Linked DNA regions of Homo sapiens: region 1 is linked to region 2. Evidence: read pairs that join two places in POLR2A ChIA-PET (ENCODE). Cell type or tissue: Panc1. All regions are shown on one strand. Each heading gives the region's core, and the rest is flanking DNA. Links, peaks and the distances in the headings are about the cores only. Region 1 has its middle 8.2 kb from the start of METTL16. Region 2 overlaps PAFAH1B1 (platelet activating factor acetylhydrolase 1b regulatory subunit 1).

The links. ChIA-PET counts read pairs that join two places held together with the same protein. Peaks named below come from ENCODE experiments on the same cell type or tissue, not always from the same donor. Only the 100,000 strongest peaks of a DNase experiment are listed, where the experiment ranks them.
Region 1: POLR2A ChIA-PET joins it to region 2 with 14 read pairs; 23 of 35 experiments call an interaction of 5 or more read pairs at or near these places.

Annotation. Positions count from the first base shown.
Region 1 is chr17:2,515,807-2,524,330 of GRCh38, forward strand. No RefSeq gene overlaps it. Among named protein-coding and RNA genes, the nearest start is that of METTL16, 8.2 kb to the left of the region's middle. In Panc1, for the core only: no CTCF peak of the experiment used is centred there; no DNase peak of the experiment used is centred there.
Region 2 is chr17:2,598,558-2,607,081 of GRCh38, forward strand. All of the region lies in intron 1 of PAFAH1B1 (platelet activating factor acetylhydrolase 1b regulatory subunit 1), which reads left to right. Among named protein-coding and RNA genes, the nearest start is that of PAFAH1B1, 9.2 kb to the left of the region's middle. RefSeq lists a silencer at 18-312. In Panc1, for the core only: no CTCF peak of the experiment used is centred there; a DNase peak (open chromatin) is centred at 4,153.

The DNA.
Region 1 (8,524 bases), core at 90-8,089, 83 kb before region 2:
AATTAGTCAGGCGGGGTGGTAGATGGCTGTAATCCCAGCTACTTGGGAGGCTGAGGCAGGAGAATCACTTGAACCCAGGAGGCAGAGATTGCAGTGAACTGAGATCACGCCACTGCATTCCAGCCTGGGCAACAGCAAGAGTCCATGACAAAAAAAAAAAAAAAAAAAAAAAGATATCCTGTTACAGAACAATTATTTTTTCTCAGCTTACATTTACATAACTGAGAGAGCCACTGAAGTGATCCTCTGCACTAAGGATACCACATTTTCTTTTTCATTTCTTTACGGTTTTTGAGACAGGATCTCATTCTGTCACCCAGGCTGGAGTGTAGCGTCATGATCACAGCTCACTGTAGACTCGACTACCTGGGCTCTTGAATCCGGGAGGCAGAGGTTGCAGTTAGCCAAGATCACGCCATTGCACTCCCCCCTGGGCAACAGAGGGAGACTCCGTCTCAAAAAATAAAATAAATAAATGAATAATGATAGCTGGTGGAAGAACTGGATATAAATGTACATCTTACTACTGCCCTGCTTCCTGTTCCAAGTCTCATAAAACAGAACATACTCATTTTAAAAATTAAACAGTAAATTTCAAATCGAGCTGAAAATTCAGAATTAGTGTTATTGACACACCAGAAAATTTGAGGATACTCTGAAAAAATACAGGGTGAATAGGAAGACCATCTAAAATGCCAAGAAGTTTTATAGGAAGCTTAAGATGATTATAACATTTAGCTGGAAAACAAAATGTGCAAGAATAGCCAATAATGATGTTTTCCACTTGGAAAAAAATTAAAATTACACCATACATAAAATAATCCCATATGGATTAAGAAACAAAATAATCATAAAAACCAAAAAAAATTGACCAGGTACGATAGCTCATTCCTATAATCCCAGCACCTTGGAAGGCTGAGGCAGGTAGGTTCGCTTGAGCCCAGGAGTTTGAGCCCTGCCTAGGAAGCCAACATGGCAAAACCCCATTTCTACAAAAAATACAAAAATTAGCCGGGTGTGGTGGTGTGGGAAGCCAACATGGCAAAACCCCATTTCTACAAAAAATAAAAAAATTAGCCGGGTGTGGTGGTGTGGGAAGCCAACATGACAAAACCCCATTTCTACAAAAAATACAAAAATTAGCCGGGTGTGGTGGTGTGTGCCTATAGTCCCAGCTACTTGAGGGGCTGAGGCAGGAGGATTGCTTGAGCCGAAGAGGTCGAGGCCACAGTGAGCCATGTTCATGCCACTGCATTCCAACCTGGGTGACAAAGCGGGACCCTGTCTCAAAAAAAAAAAAAAAAAAAGGAAATCTATATCTACTGACACAGAAAATTTCCAAGATATGGAATAAGGTAAAAGGAAATTGTGAAACAGTAGGTTCAGTTTGATATTGTTTATATAAAGTAAAACCAGAACACATTTCAATATGAAAATATAAAGCATAAAAGTAGCCGTAGAAAAAGATCTGAAAGGAAAAACCCAGACTGAGAACAGCGTTACCTTAGGGAAACCTCAGGAAAACTGAGTTGGAATGTTAGAAGTGGGACATGAGAGTCTTTAATTTTGTCTATATCATTTGAATGTCTTACAATGATAATGGATTCATACATCATTTGTATGATTTAAAAAAAAATGATTTAAAATAAGAAAAAGAAGAGAAAATCAAATTTGTCAAAAAAAAAAAAAAAAAACCACACACACACACACAGCCTGACACTTATGCAGGAAAAGACAGTTTGGAGGGGAAGCAAAGCCTCCTGTGGCCTCAGCAGCTGCTCAGGACAGCCATCCTCCATGTGACGATTCTATGATCCACATAGCCACAGTCTGCGGCACCACCATGTCAACATGGGCTTCCAGGACCCCTGCAAAAAGGAGAGAGAGAGGATGGCTTTTCAGAGCTTCCACTCGGAAGTGAGACGCATCATTGACAACCAAATCAACTCAGATGTCCCCACCTAACTTGGGGTGGGGAAGAGGGCAGGCCTGCAGTCCCTCCATGTGCTCAAAATACTGCTGAAGAGTGATGGTGTTCACTACACACACCTCATCCACAAGCACCACAGACAGACAAAACAGAATCAAAATGTAGACGAATAGGGATTATACTCTAAAATGAGCAATTCCTCAAAAAATTAAAAATAGGATTACCCTGTGATCTGGCAATTCCACTTCTAGGTATATAGCCCCCAAAACTGAAGGCAGGATCTCGCCTACCATCACACCTGCCTAATTTTTTGTATTTTTAGTAGAGACGGGGTTTCACCGTGTTAGCTGGGATGGTCTTGATCTCCTGACCTTGTGATCCGCCTGCCTGGGCCTCCCAAAGTGCTGGGATTACAGGCGTGAGCCACCGCACCTGGCCTCCATGTCAGCCTCTTAAGTAGCTACGACTACAGGTGCACACCATCACATCCAGCGAATTAAAAAAAAAAAATTTTTTTTTTTTTTTTTTTTTTTAGAGACAGAGTCTTGCTATGTTGCCCAGGCTAGTCTTGAACTCTTGGCCTAGAGCGATCCTTCCTTCCAGCTGGGCCTCCCAAAATGCTGGGATTACAGATGTGAGCCACCACACCCAGCATGAATACCTTTTTTTTTTTTTTGAGATGGAGTCTCACTCTGTCACCCAGGCTGGAGAGCAGTGGCATGATCTCAGCTCACGGCAACCTCCGCCTCCTGGGTTCAAGCAATTCTCCTATCTCAGTCCTCTGAGTAGCCACCACACCTGGCTGATTTTTGTATTTTTAGTAGACACGGGTTTTTACCATGTTGGCCAGAGTGCTCTCCTGACCTCAGGTGATCCGCCTGCCTGCCTTGGCCTCCCAAAGTGCTGGGATTACAGGCATGAGCCACTGCGGCCGGCCCGCGTGAATACCATTTTTAACACATCGATTTGAATCGTCCTGTTGGTAATTCATGTACTTCCCACATATGCTTGAGTTTATTTCTAGACTTGTTTCATTGATCTGTCAGCTTATTTCTATACATGTACACATTTGTTTTAATTAGTGTAGCTTTCTATTACTATGCAGTATAATATAACATAAGGCCCCTATGTTAATCTTGTTTTTCAGAATTTGCCTGACTCACATGTCCATGCAATAAACTCCAGAACCATTTTATTAAGTTTTCTACAAAAATCCTTTTGGGATTTTTTTATTGTTATTACATTTTATATAGATAGATGAATTTTGAGAGGATTGGCATTTCTTCAATATTGACTCTCCTACTCATATTTAATAAGACTTCATCCTAGAATACAAGACCATTCACAGCAGTTCCAATCTACCTTTTCCTTCGGCGTTTAACTACCTTCCAGCCAAATTCACTATGATCTGGTCTCTGAACATATTCTGTGTTCTTTTCTGCATCTCTCTTCACCCAAACTAGTCTCTCTTTCTGAAACATCCTCCTCCTCTTCTTCCCACAGTTTCCTGGCCGGGCACGGTGGCTCATGCCTGTAATCCCAGCACTTTGGGAGGCCGAGGCAGGCAGATCATGAGGTCAGGAGATGGAGACCACCCTGGCTAATATGGTGAAATCCCGTCTCTACTAAAAATACAAAAAATTAGCTGGGCGTGGTGGTGCACGCCTGTAATCCCAGCTACTCGGGAGGCTGAGGCAGGAGAATCACTTGAACCCAGGAGGCAGAGGTTGCAGTGAGCCGAGATCATGCCACTGTGCCACTGTACTCCAGCCTGGGAAACAGAGTGAGACTCTGTCTCAAAAAAAAAAAAAAAAAAAAAAAAAATATATATATATATATATCCTCCTCCTCTTCTTCCCAGTTTCCTTTTTTTTTTTTTTTTTAATGAGACAGAGTCTCCTCTGTGGCCCAGGCTGGAATGTAGCAGTGCAATCTCAACTCACTGCAACCTCTGCCTCCCAGGCTCAAGTGATTCTCCTGCTTCAGCCTCCTGAGTAGCTAGCTGGGATTACAGGTGCCCGCCTCCCTGCCCGGCTTTTTTTTTTTTTTAAAGAGATGGGGTTTCACCATGTTGAACAGGCTCAAATTCCTGACCTGAAGTGATCTGCCCACCTTGGACCCCCAAAGTGCTGGAATTACAGGTGTGAGCCACCATGTCCAGCCTCCTTCCCACAATTTCTACTGTCCCACAGCCTACATATACTTTCATGTCTCATTACAAATTGCCACTTAACCCATAAAGCCTTCTTCATTCTTCCATCCAGATGTAACCTCTAGCTCCGTTGAAGCCCCATAGCATTTGTTTCGTCACTTTCTTAGGGTACTCACTCAAATTTGCCCTCTGAATAGTTATTTGCGTTTCTTTTATTGGCCCACAATCAACAACAGTTCTGTATTACAGCAACAGGTCTCAACTAGGAGTTCACGTCAGAATCTTGGAAGACCTTTTTAAAAAATCCAAATGCTAGCCAGGCGCAGTGGCTCACGCCTGTAATCCCAGCACTTTGGGAAGCTTAGGCGGGTGGGTCACCTGAGGCCAGGAGTTCGAGACCAGCCTGACCAAAATGGAGAAAACCCCATCTCTACTAAAAATACAAAATTAGCCTGGTGTGGTGGCACATGCCTGTAATCCCAGCTACTGGGGAGGCTGAGGCAGGAGACTCGCTTGAACCCGGGAGGCGGAGGTTGCGGTGAGCCCCGACATCGCGCCACTGCACTCTAGCCTGGGCAACAAAAGCAAAACTCCGCCAAAAAAAAAAATCCCCACAGGTTGTCTGTGAACCTCTGGTTGAAACACTGTTTTATTTATTTATTTATTTATTTATTTATTTATTTATTTATTTATTTTTGAAACAGTCTCACTCTGTCGCCCAGGCCAGAGTGCAGTGGCACGATCTCGGCTCACTGCAAGCTCCGCCTCCCGGGTTCACACTGTTCTCCTGCCTCAGCCTCCCCAGTAGCTGGGACTGCAAGTGCTCGCCACTGCACCCGGCTAATTTTTTGTACTTTTAGTAGAGACGGGGTTTCACCGTAGTGTTGTTCTCCTGACCTCGTGATCCGCCCACCTCCGCCTCCCAAAGTGCTGGGATTACAGGGGTGAGCCACCGCGCCCGGCCCGTGTTTTATTTATCTCTTGAGACAGGGTCTGGCTCCGTTGTCCAGGTTGGAGTGCAGTGGCGCAATCTTGGCTCACTGCAACCTCTGCCTTTCTGCAACTTCGACTTCCCTGGGCTCAAGCCATTCTCCCACCTCAGGCTCCCAGGTAGCTGGGACTACAGGCACCCACCATCACACCCTGCTAATTTTTATATGTTTTGTAGAGACGGGGTTTCACCATGTTGCCCAGGCTGGTCTCAAACTCCTGGACTCAAGTGATCCACCCACCTTGGCGTCCCAAAGCGGTGGGATTACAGGCGTGAGCCACCGCGCCCGGACATCAAGCCACTTCTAATAGCTGCACAGCATTCCACTGGAAAGATGAGCCATTACATATTTTACCAGGCTTCTACTAGCAAGCAGCTGTTTTTAGTTTCTTTCTACTATAAACAATGCTGGGATACACATCTTGTACCTGCGGATCCTACAATTTAAGGGGTCAGCGGAAGTAAGGGAAGCATCAGGGGAAAATGGGATTCAACTTGTCCCTTACGGAGGAGAGTGTCTGAAGCTGCTTAGAGATGACCTTGGCCTGACCTCCTTGATGGCAGTGCTTAGAGCAGTAGCCCTCAAATCTCAATGTGAAGATCACTTGGGGAGCTAATTAAACAGCAGGTTCCTAAGTCGCACTCCAGAGAATCAGGTTCAGTCTGGGGCAAGGTCTGAGAATACGCTTTTTTTTTTTTTTTTTTTTTTTTGAGACAGTCTTACTCTGTTGCCCAGGCTGGAGTGCAGTGCTGTGATCTCTGCTCACTGCAAGCTCTGCCTCCCGGGTTCAAGCGATTCTCCTGCCTCAGGCTCCCAAGCAGCTGGGACTACAGGCATAAGCCACCATGCCCAGCTAATTTTTGTATTTTTAGTAGAGATGGGGTTTCACCATATTGGCCAGGCTGGTCTAGAACTCCTGACCTCGTGATCTGCCCACCTCGGCCTCCCAAAGTGCTAGGATTACAGGTGTGAGCCCCCGTGCCCAGCTGGGAATCTGCTTTTTTTTTTTTTTTTTTTGAGGCAGAGTTTCACTCTTGTTGCCCAGGCTGGAGTGCAATGGTGCAATCTTGGCTCACCGCAACCGCAACCTCCCAGGTTCAAGCGATTTTCCTGCCTTGGCCTCCCAAGTGGCTGGGATTACAGGCATATGCCACCATACCTGGCTAATTTTTCTATTTTTAGTAGAGATGAGGTTTCGCCATGTTGGTCAGGCTGCTCTCAAACTCCCGACCTCAGGTGATCTGCCCACCTCGGCCTCCCAAAGTGCTAGGATTATAGGCGTGAGCCACTGCGCCCAGCCAAGAATCTGCAATTTTAACAACACGTCAGCTGATTCTAATGTAAGTGGCTGTGTGCCACACTTGGAGAAACACTGACTTCAAGAGTAGAGGGAAGTAAACAGTGTTCACCTGAGAAGCAGGAGAGGCTGTCGGGGGTCGGATAGGACAGACAGTTACTTAGGCATCTTCAATCATTCCCAGAGGATCAGGCCGTAGTGTGCTTTGGGGTGGAACAGAACTATGAATAACAAATCCACCAGCTGGCTTCCATTCTCTAAGAAAGTCCAGGGATTCTCAGAGTCACATAGAAAGACCCCAAGTCCCCTAGTCTCTCCCTAATCTGGCAATTCCTCCCCTCCCTTGTCCTCCATGTCATTCAGTTAGGACTATAGGACTACAGGACTAGAAGTAGCTCAGCATGTTCACTGGAGCATTAAAAAGTCCACTAGTGGCTGGGCGAAGTGGCTCATGCCTGTAATCCCAGCACTTTGGGAGGCCAAGGCGGGCGGATCACCTGAGGTTGGAGTTCAAGACCAGCCTGACCAACATGGAGAAACACCGTTTCTCCCACCTCAGCCTCCTGAGTAGCTGGGACCACACGTGCACACCAGCACACCTGGCTAATTTTTGTACTTTTTTTTTTTTTTTAGACAGAGTTTCCTCTGTCACCCAGACTGGAGTGCAGTGGCATGATATTGGCTCACTGCAACCTCCGCCTCCCGGGTTCAAGCAATTCTCCTGCCTCAGCCTCCTGAGTAGCTGGGATTACAGGCACGCACCACTGTGCCTGGTTAGTTTTTGTATTTTTAGTAGAGGCGGGGTTTCACCATGTTGGCCAGGCTGGTCTTGAACTTTTGACCTTGAGTGATCCACCGCCTCGACCTCCCAAAATTCTGGGATTAGAGGCATCAGCCACCAAGCCCGGCCTTTACTTTTTGTCGAGACAGAGTCTCACTTTGTTGCCCAGGCTGGTCTCAAACTTCTGGGCTCAAGCGATCCTCCCACCTCAGCCTCCCAAATTGCTGGGATTACAGGCAGAAGCATTATTTAAACAGCAAAAATCTGGAAAAGAATTCCAGTTGTTAAAATGAGTGGTAGGTTCACAAGTCTTTGTCTTATTGTGCATACAAAATACATATGCATGACTTTATTTTTTTTTTTTAGACGGAGTCTCGCTCTGTTGCCCAGGCTGCAGTGCAGTGGTGCGATCTCGGCTCACTGCAAGCTCCGCCTCCTGGGTTCATGCCATTCTTCTGCCTCAGCCTCCCGAGTAGCTGGGATTACAGGCATGCGCCACCATGCCCAGCTAATTTTGTATTTTTAGTAAAGATGGGGTTTTGCCATGTTGGTCAGGCTGGTCTTGAACTCCCGACCTCAGGTGACCCGCCCGCCTCAGCCTCCCAAAGTGCTGGGATTACAGGTGTGAGCCACCGTGCCTGGCAACATGTATTTTTTGACTATGTTAAATATTTTAAAATTAAAAAATAGGCCAGGCGCGGTGGCTCACACCTGTAATCCCAGCACTTTGGGAGGCCAAGGCGGGTGGATCACGAGGTCAGGAGATCGAGACCATCCTGGCCAACATGGTGAAACCCCATCTCTACTAAAATACAAAAAGCTAGCTAGGCGTGGTGGTGCATGCCTGTAGTCCCAGCTACTTGGGAGGCTGAAGCAAGGGAACTGCTTGAACCCAGGAGGCGGAGGTTGCAGTGAGCCAAGATCGTGCCTCTGCACTCCAGCCTGGCGACAGAGGGAGACTCCGTCTCAGGAAAAAAAAAAAATTAAAAATTAAATTAATAAAATAAGAGAAAGACAAAGTTCCTTACTCACTACTGGAATCTCTTGAGGTTATTTACCCTCTGTACCTCATCTCTCCTCCATCAGGCACTAGGGACCAGGGAGCAAGATGTCAGGCCTCAGCTGGATGCAGTGGCTCATGCCTGTAATCCCAACACTTTGGGAGGCCGACATGGACAGATCATGAGATCAGGAGTTCAGGACCAGCCTGGCCAATATTGTGAAACCCCCATCTCTACTAAAAATTCAAAAGCTAGGTGGGCATGGTGGCACAAGCCTGTAGTCCCAGCTACTTGGGAGGCTAAGGCAGGAGAATCTCTTGAACCCTGGAGGCGGAGGTTTCAGTGAGCCGAGATTGCGCCACTGCACTCCA
Region 2 (8,524 bases), core at 75-8,074:
TGCCACTGTTTTTATTATGTCATCTACAGTACAACTATTACTTTTTTTTTTTTTTTACTTAGAAAGTTGTTCTATTTAAAATAAAACTAGTGGTATACAATACGAGTTCTGAAAAAAAGACAGACCTACCGTTCTCCAGAAGATGCTTAGCTGTAAATTGAATCCTCGTCATTGAAGGTCAAACATTTTGAGAAATCTGTATTTCATGAAGAAAGATGCTGTATTATGTAAGCGTAATAGTTAACTGCAGTGAAGGCTTTTTGGATTGTTCTTTGTTGCTGGTTTGGCATGGCACTTTTTGGCTAGTCATTGAAATGGAACCTTAGTTTAACTTCTGTTACATATGTAATTTTTAACCTTGGCATGGCAGTCATAGAATTTAATTGATATTTATGAAATGCTTTATATTCATTGGTGGCAGGCATCATAAGCACTTATTATTTTATTTCTTGTTTTCTTTTTAAAAGATGGTGGCTTCTTGTTGAAACTTACCTAGATAGGACTAATCTGCATTTGTCAAGGATACTTCTGGAATGGTACTCTCTATTGTCTTTTAACATTGTCATAAACGTTTCTCTAGAACTTTCTAAATATTGAGCTTGGTACTGATTTTCATTTGTTCTTCTGCCAGCTACTTTTTGAGGTAGATTGGTATTTTTATGGATGAGAGAACTGAAATCCAGAGAATTTCTTTTCCTGTCGAATGTTAGGTTAGTGACTAGAATAAGGTAAATATTGCAGTCACAGAACTCTTGGGTACTGCTTTGTAAAATCACACATTCCTTCTTTCTATAACGATTGGACTCCTTAATCTTTGTTAAATGGTGAAAGTTGGTGGTATTTATTGCCTGCATCATTTAAATTGGCATTTATTAACATATGGTCTTGTATTGTTGACTGCTTTGCATGCATAAGGCTTTTGGCATTTGAGTAGCTTCTCCCAAAAAATGCCTAATACTGCTTTACAGATAGTATTAATAAGTGAATAAGTACTAGTTGCATTTGACTGAATGGTTATGTGAAAGGAAATGTGCTATCCTAAAGATCTTTGTAATAGTTGACTCCGGTGATCTCAAGAGAATTAAGGTGATGGAGGAAAGAGTGGCTGCATTTCGTATACAGAGATTTTATATTCTCTGAGGGAACAGGGTTACACTTTGACAGAATTCTTAAGTATAAAAAGTGAATTAACTCAACTGGACAAATTACCTATACATTTTGATTATCTGCTTTTGGGGCTCTTATGTTGACAAGAATTGACAGTTAACTGAGGCCATTAAAAAATTTTCTGAGACTTTTTACAAAAGTAAAATTAAGAATCTTTGAACATTTTAATAAATTTAATTTTTGAAAGCATTGTAGAAAGTTATATGTTTATTAAAATTTTACAGTGCAGATTAATCCATTTTTAACCTTTTTTTTTTTTTTTTTTTTTTTTTGAGGTAAGAGTCTCACTCCATCACCCAGGCTGGAGTGCAGTGTCTCGATCTCAGCTCACTGCAACCTCCACCTCCTGGGTTCAAACGATTCTTCTGCCTCAGTCTCCCGAGTAGCTGGGACCACAGGCACATACCACCACAGACAGCTAATTTTTGTATTTTTACTAAAGAACTCCTGGCCTCAAGTGATCCACCCGAGTTGGCCTCCCAAAGTGCTGGGATTACAGGTGTGAGCCACCACACCCAGCCCAATCCATTTTTAATCTAAGGTAAAGATAGAAGAGTTTGTTTTATGGGTTGGGCACTGTGGTTCATGCCTGTAATCCCAGGACTTTGGGAGGCCAAGGCGGGCAGAAGGTGATCAGGAGTTCCAGACCAGCCTGGCCAATGTGGTGAAACCCTGTCTCTACTAAAAATACAAAAATTAGCCAGGTGTGGTGGTGGGTGCCTGTAATCCCAGCTACTTGGGAGGCTGAGACAGGAGAATTGCTTGAACCCGGGAGGCGGAGGTTGCAGTGAGCCGAGATCGTGCCATTGCGCTCCAGCCTGGGCAACAAGAGTGAAACTATCTCAAAAAAAAAAAAAAAAAACCAAAAAAAGAAAGAATATGTTCTATGATATACTAGTGTTTTATCTATTTCTTTTCATATTTTTATTTTATAAAAAATATGCTAACTACAAAAGAAAGAAGATGGAGATAAATGAGTCAGATGTTTTGATTATTTAGTATTTTGGTTAAGTTTTTCTTTTTGAGACGGACTCTCGCTGTGTTGCCCAGACTGTAGTACAGTGGCGCGATCTCGGCTCACTGCAACCTCCGCCTCCTGGGTTCAAGCGATTCTCCTGCTTTAGCCTCCCTAGTAATAGCTGGAATTACAGGCATGTGCCACCACACCTGGCTAATTTTTTATTTTTAGTAGAGATGGGGTTTCGCCATATTGGCCAGGCTGATCTCGAACTCCTGACCTCAGGTGATCTACCCACTTCAGTGTCTGAAAGTGCTAGGATTATAGGCATGAGCTATCATGCCTGGCCTTGGTTAACTTTTTATGGGTGAGGAAAGGCTATACATTTAGCATTGTCAGAGAAAATGAAATAAGCTGTTGACTAAACTCATACATGAATATTTATTTATTATTTATTTATTTATTTTTCAAGACTGAGTCTCGTTCTTGTCGCCCAGGCTGGAGTGCAGTGTTGCGATCTTGGCTCACTGCAGCCTCCGCCTTTTGGGTTCAAGTGATTTTCCTGCCTCAGCCTTCTGAATAGCTGGGATTACAGGCATCTGTTACCCTGCCCAGTGAAGTTTTTTGTATTTTTAATAGAGATGGGGGGTCTCTGTTGGCCAGGCTGGTCTCGAACTCCTGACCTCGTGATCTGCCCACCTTGGCCTCCCAAAGTGCTAGGAGTACAGGCATGAGCCACCGTGCCCAGCCACACCTGGCTAATTTTTGTTTTTTGAGATGGAGTCTCCCAATCTTGTTGCCCAGGCTGGAGTGCAATGGCATGATCTTGGCTTACTTCAACCTCTGCCTCCTGGATTCAAGCAATTCTCCTGCCTCAGCCTCCCGAGTAGCTGAGATTACAGGTGCCTGCCGGCATACCTGGCTCATATTTCTATTTTTAGGAGAGATGGAGTATCACCATGTTGGTCAGGCAGGCCTTGAACTCCTGACCTCAGGTGATCCTCCTGCCTCGGCCCCGCAAAGTGCTGGGATTACAGGCATGCACCACGGCGCCCGGCCTAATTTTTCTATTTTCTGTAAGAGGTGAGGTCTTGCCATGTTGCCCAGGCCAGTCTCAAACTCCTAGCCTAAGCAAACTGCCTCAAGCCATCTGCTCACCTTTACCTCCCAATGTGCTGGGATTACAGGCATGAGCCACTGCTCTCAGCCTAAGAAAAAATATTTTTAAAGTTGACAAATGTAGAAATGAGCTAAGATTTGTCAAAGGGATCAATAAGTAATGAAATATTCTGGTTATCAAAGTTTATCATATATGAATGAACAGTGAAAAAATTGGAAATAACAGAATTAACAAATTTTAATTTGTCTTTAATGGTTCAGCAGTCACTTAAAAATTTTTACAGTATTACCATGATGCTATAGTCTTTATCATCACAAATCCCAACGTAAAGATAAAAAAAAACCCCACTTAATAAAATCATTATTCAAGCTTTCTGGCTCTTCGACTTGGGCTAAATAAGTGTTCTGTATAATGGTATGTCCTTAAAGAGAAATTATCTCCACCTACTGAAAAAAAAAACAAAACAGCGAGGGCCTATCAATTTGAGAGTTTAAACAGGCCTGTGGTTCGCATTTTTATGGAAGCATCATAATACAACCCCAAGACATCAAATGTCACTAGCACAGAAGACATCTAGGATCCAAAGTTCTTAGAAGAATATTACTTTTAAAAACATTAGAAATAATACTTTACGTGGGACTCAACCTTGACTCTTCTTTCTTCCTCTATATCCAATCAATTACCTTGTCTTGCCAATTTTACCTCCTCGATATTTGTTGAGTTAGTCCCCTTCTATCCATACTTACCATTACTACTACTACCATCATAGTTCACATAATCTCTTACCCAACTAATTTCACATCGTCTCTCTAAATTCAGTCTTGTCCGGTTAACGTCTTTCTGCTACATAGTCCCCAGTCATCTATCTAAAATGCAATCTGACCATATCACACTTCCCTACTTAAAAAGAACCCTCCCTTGGCTCCCTTTGTATTTATTTAACAAATATTTACATAGCACTTACTAATACGCCAGGCTCTGTTTTAAGTGCTTTACAAGTATTCGTTTACTCCTCACAACATTCTGGGAGAATTTAGCTAGCCCTTTGTGACAGCTTTGTAAGTAGCAGAGCTGAAAGTTGAACCTCAGGTACTGAGGCTCCACAGTTGGGGCTTTCAGCCACCGTACTGTGCTGACTCCCTCTTTCCTATAGTCCACATACTTTAACACAGTTTGCTAGGTCTTCAGTCACTTCAAGTTTCATTTCTAATCAAGCCCCACCTTGCTCACACTCTAATATATATATGCTTTCTCCCTCCCCACTTTGTGATCTTTGTGATTCTACTCCTGCTGTCCTCTCTGTCTAGAGCAACTTGTAGTATCTCAGAACAGAGTGCAGTGAATACATTTTGACAAAAGAATGATTTTTTTTTTTGAGACAGGGTCTGGCTCTGTTGCCCAGGCTGGAGTGCAGTGGCTAACTACAACTCTGCAAATCCTGGGCTCAAGCAGTCTTCTTGCCTCAGCCTCCTGAGTAGCTGGGTCTACAGGCCCGCGCCACCATGCCTGGGTAATTTTTGTATTTTTCAAAATACAGGCCAGGCGCGGTGGCTCACGCCTGTAATCCCAGCACTTGGGGAGGCCGAGGCAGGTGGATCACCTGAGGTCAGGAGTTCGAGACCAGCCTGGCTAACATGGTGAAACCCCGTCTCTACTAAAAATAAAAAAATTAGCTGAGCGTGGTGGTAGATGCCTGTAATCCCAGCTACTTGGGAGGCTGAGGCAGGAGAATTGCTTGAACCCAGGAGGCAGAAGTTGCAGTGAGTTGAGATTGCACCACTGTACTCCAGCCTGGGCAAAAAGAGCAAAACTTTTGTCTCAAGGAAAAAAAAAAGTATGTATATATGTATACACACACACATTTTTGTTTTTATTCAATTTCATAAGAAGGGGGAAAATCTTGATTGACATTGGGTAATTTGAAATTTTCTCCAGATTCTTTTTTTTTTTTTTCTGGACACGGAGTCTCTCTCTGTCGCCTAGACTGGAGTGCAGTGGCACGATCTTGGCTTACTGCAGCCTCCACCTCCCAGGTTCGAGTGCTTCTGCCTCAGCCTCCTGAGTAGCTGGGATTACAGGCATGCGCAACCACGCGCGGCTAATTTTTGTATTTTTAGTAGAGATGGGGTTTCACCATGTTGGTCAGACTGGTCTCAAACTCCTGACCCCGTGATCCTCCCACCTTGGCCTCCCAAAGTGCTGGGATTACAGGCGTGAGCCATCGCGCCTGGCCAGATTATTTTTATTTTCTTTTTTGAGACGGAGTTGAGGTCTTGTCGCCCAGGAGTGCAATGGCGTGATCTTGGCTCACTGCAACCTCCACCTCCCAGGTTCAAGAGATTTTCCTGCCTCAGCCTCCCGAGTAGCTGGGATTACAAGTGTGTGCCACCACACCCGGCTAATTTTTGTATTTTTAGTAGAGATGGAGTTTCACCACATTGGCCAGGCTGGTCTCCAACCCCTCACCTCAAGTGATCCCCCCGCCTCGGCCTCCCAAAGTGCTGAGGTTACAGGTGTGAGCCACCGCACCCTGCTGAGATTCTTAATAAAATGATTAAATGGATAGGAAAATCAGTGTACTTGGTATTTTAAAGCTGTCCTGAGTTGTTATGGTATACCTTGTATGTGACCTGTGTCATTTAGGCTATTTCAGGGCCCATCAAATCTACACACTAAAGACAGCCAAGAGATGATACTTGAACTGAATCTTGAAGAATGAATAATTGGGCCAGGCGTGGTGGCTTACACCTGCAATCCCAGCACTTCGAGAGGCTGAGGTGGGTGGATCACTTGACGTCAGGAGTTCGAGACCAGCCTGGCTAACATGGTGAAGCCCTATCTCTACTAAAAATACACAAATTAGCCGGGCCTGGTGGTGCATGCCTGTAATCCCAGCTACTCGGGAGACTGAGGCTGGAGAATCACTTGACCCAGGAGGAGTATTGGAGTGAGCCGAGATGGCGGCCACTGCACTCCAGACTGCTGAGCGACAGCAAGACTCTGTCTCAAAAAAAAAATAATTGGAGTGAACGTGGGAGGTCATTTTAGGTGGAGGGAACAGCAACATAAATAGTCACAGAAGCATGAGAAACTATTTTATGTATGCTGGTAATAGTTTGGCAGAGGGGATTGTAGAATTTGAGGTTGGAGAGGCACGTCTGAGCCAGATTGATAGAATTTGTATATTGTGTAGCTTGTAGGCAAGTTGGAAGTCATTAAACAATTTCAGGTAAAAACAAGCATTATGAGATGATGTATATTTTGGAGAGATTATGCAGGTGGCAATAATGAATGTGGATTTTGGAGGTCATGTAGACTTCTTCAGAAAATAATGATTAGTGCTTGAAGCAAGACAGTGACATTAAATGTTGTTGAGTGGAGAAAGGTTTAGGAGGTCCGGTTGTGAATGAGTAGTGTGATGGGGAGAGGCAAGTTGAAACAATTCAGATTTGTAGTTTGGGTGACTGAGTGGAACTGAGAAACGAGGTGTTATTAGCCATAGCAGAGAATAAGAGGAGGAGTTGTATAGAATATTACATAAAGCAGCCAGATAAATGTTCCTGAACCACAATTTTCAAGTCACTTTGTTGCCAAAAACCCATCATCAGCTTTTTACTGTCTTTAATGAAAATGCAAAGAACACAATGGCAAAACTATGGTACTGAATAGGTGTTTATTGAATCCTAAATGGGCACTCAAAGACTTCTCTTACATGTCCTGGCTTTTCATCCTGTTTCTTATTGCCTTCCATGTCTACTGTGATTCAGCTTTGGGAAGATATTTTCTGTTCCTTTTGCTGCTTTGACTCCCTGCCGCGCCCCCCTTACTTACGCTTCAAATCTGCCTACCAGGTTTTCCATTTCCAGGCAGTCTTTTCTAATTTTTTCCACCTGGAAGAAACTTTCTTTTCTCTGAGTTCGTAATCTTATAATAAGTACCTATTTTTCTCTTCTTCTAGCGTATATAAAATGTATTATCTGACGTGTCAAGTGAGTTAATGCATTTAAAGAGCCTAGGAATGGTACCTAGAACATAGTAAGTACTCAATAAATATTGTTATTATGGTGATGATTGATGATGATTAAGATGAGGTGACCTTTGCTTTCTGCTTTCTTGTGATGGCAAAAATGATTTGTTGTCTGTCTTTGGACACTAGGGAAGCAAAGTCTTTTACTTTGCTTATGTATATAAAAGTACAAAAGTGAAATTATTCTTGAGCTGTAGGTGAGAGATATACAAAGCTAGACAAGCCCTTAAATATTGACGATTTTGTTAAGCTTCACCACAGCTGTTTGAGGTAGGCGGTATATTAGTCCCTTTTTAAAAATGGGTAAATAGGCTTAGGAAATTTGTAGATTTCCCCAAGGTCACACAGTTTGTAAGGAGCCAGATTGATATATGAATCTTAACTATTCGACTCCAAAATTCTTCACAGGAGGGCTTCATGTGTGTAGGACTTACCCTTCAGGGCTTTCATTTCATTTATGTATCCAACTTGTTACCTGTCAGAAAGCCTATCATGAGACCTATGCCCAATGGAAAAAAAGTGCTTTTTGAGTTTTCTTTAATTTTTTTTTTTGGAGACGAAGTTTCACTCTTGTCGCCCAGGCTGGAGTGCAATGACGCTATCTTAGCTCACTGCAACCTCTGCTTCCTGGGTTCAAGCAGTTCTGCCTCAGCATCCTGAGTAGCTGGAATTATGGGTGCCTGCCACCAAGCCAAGCTAATTTTTGTATTTTTAGTAGAGATGGGGTTTCACCACGTTGGCCAGGCTGGTCTTGAGCTCCTGACTTCAGGCCCGCCTTGGCCTCCCAAAATGCTGGGATTACAGGTGAGCCACCATGCCTGGCTAAAATTTTATTTTGTGTATTTACAGTTTAATTTGTTTTCTATTTTTATTAGGGAATATGTTAAATGTTAAAAGTACCTGCAGTAGTAAAACAGAATAGCCATATAAGTATTACCAGAATTGACAGATGTTAACATTTTGTCATATTTGCCTCAGAGCTTTTTTTTTTTTTTTTTTTTTTTTTTTAAGACGGAGTCTCGCTCTGTCGCCCAGGCTGGGCTGGAGTGCAGTGGCGCAATCTCAGCTCACTGCAACCTCTGCCTCCCAGGTTCACACCATTCTCCTGCCTCAGCCTCCCTAGTAGCTGGGACTACAGGTGCCCGCCACCACGCCTGGCTAACTTTTTGTATTTTTAGTAGAGATGGGGTTTCACCATGTTAGCTAGGATGGTCTCGATTTCCTGACATTGTGATCCACCCGCCTCGGCCTC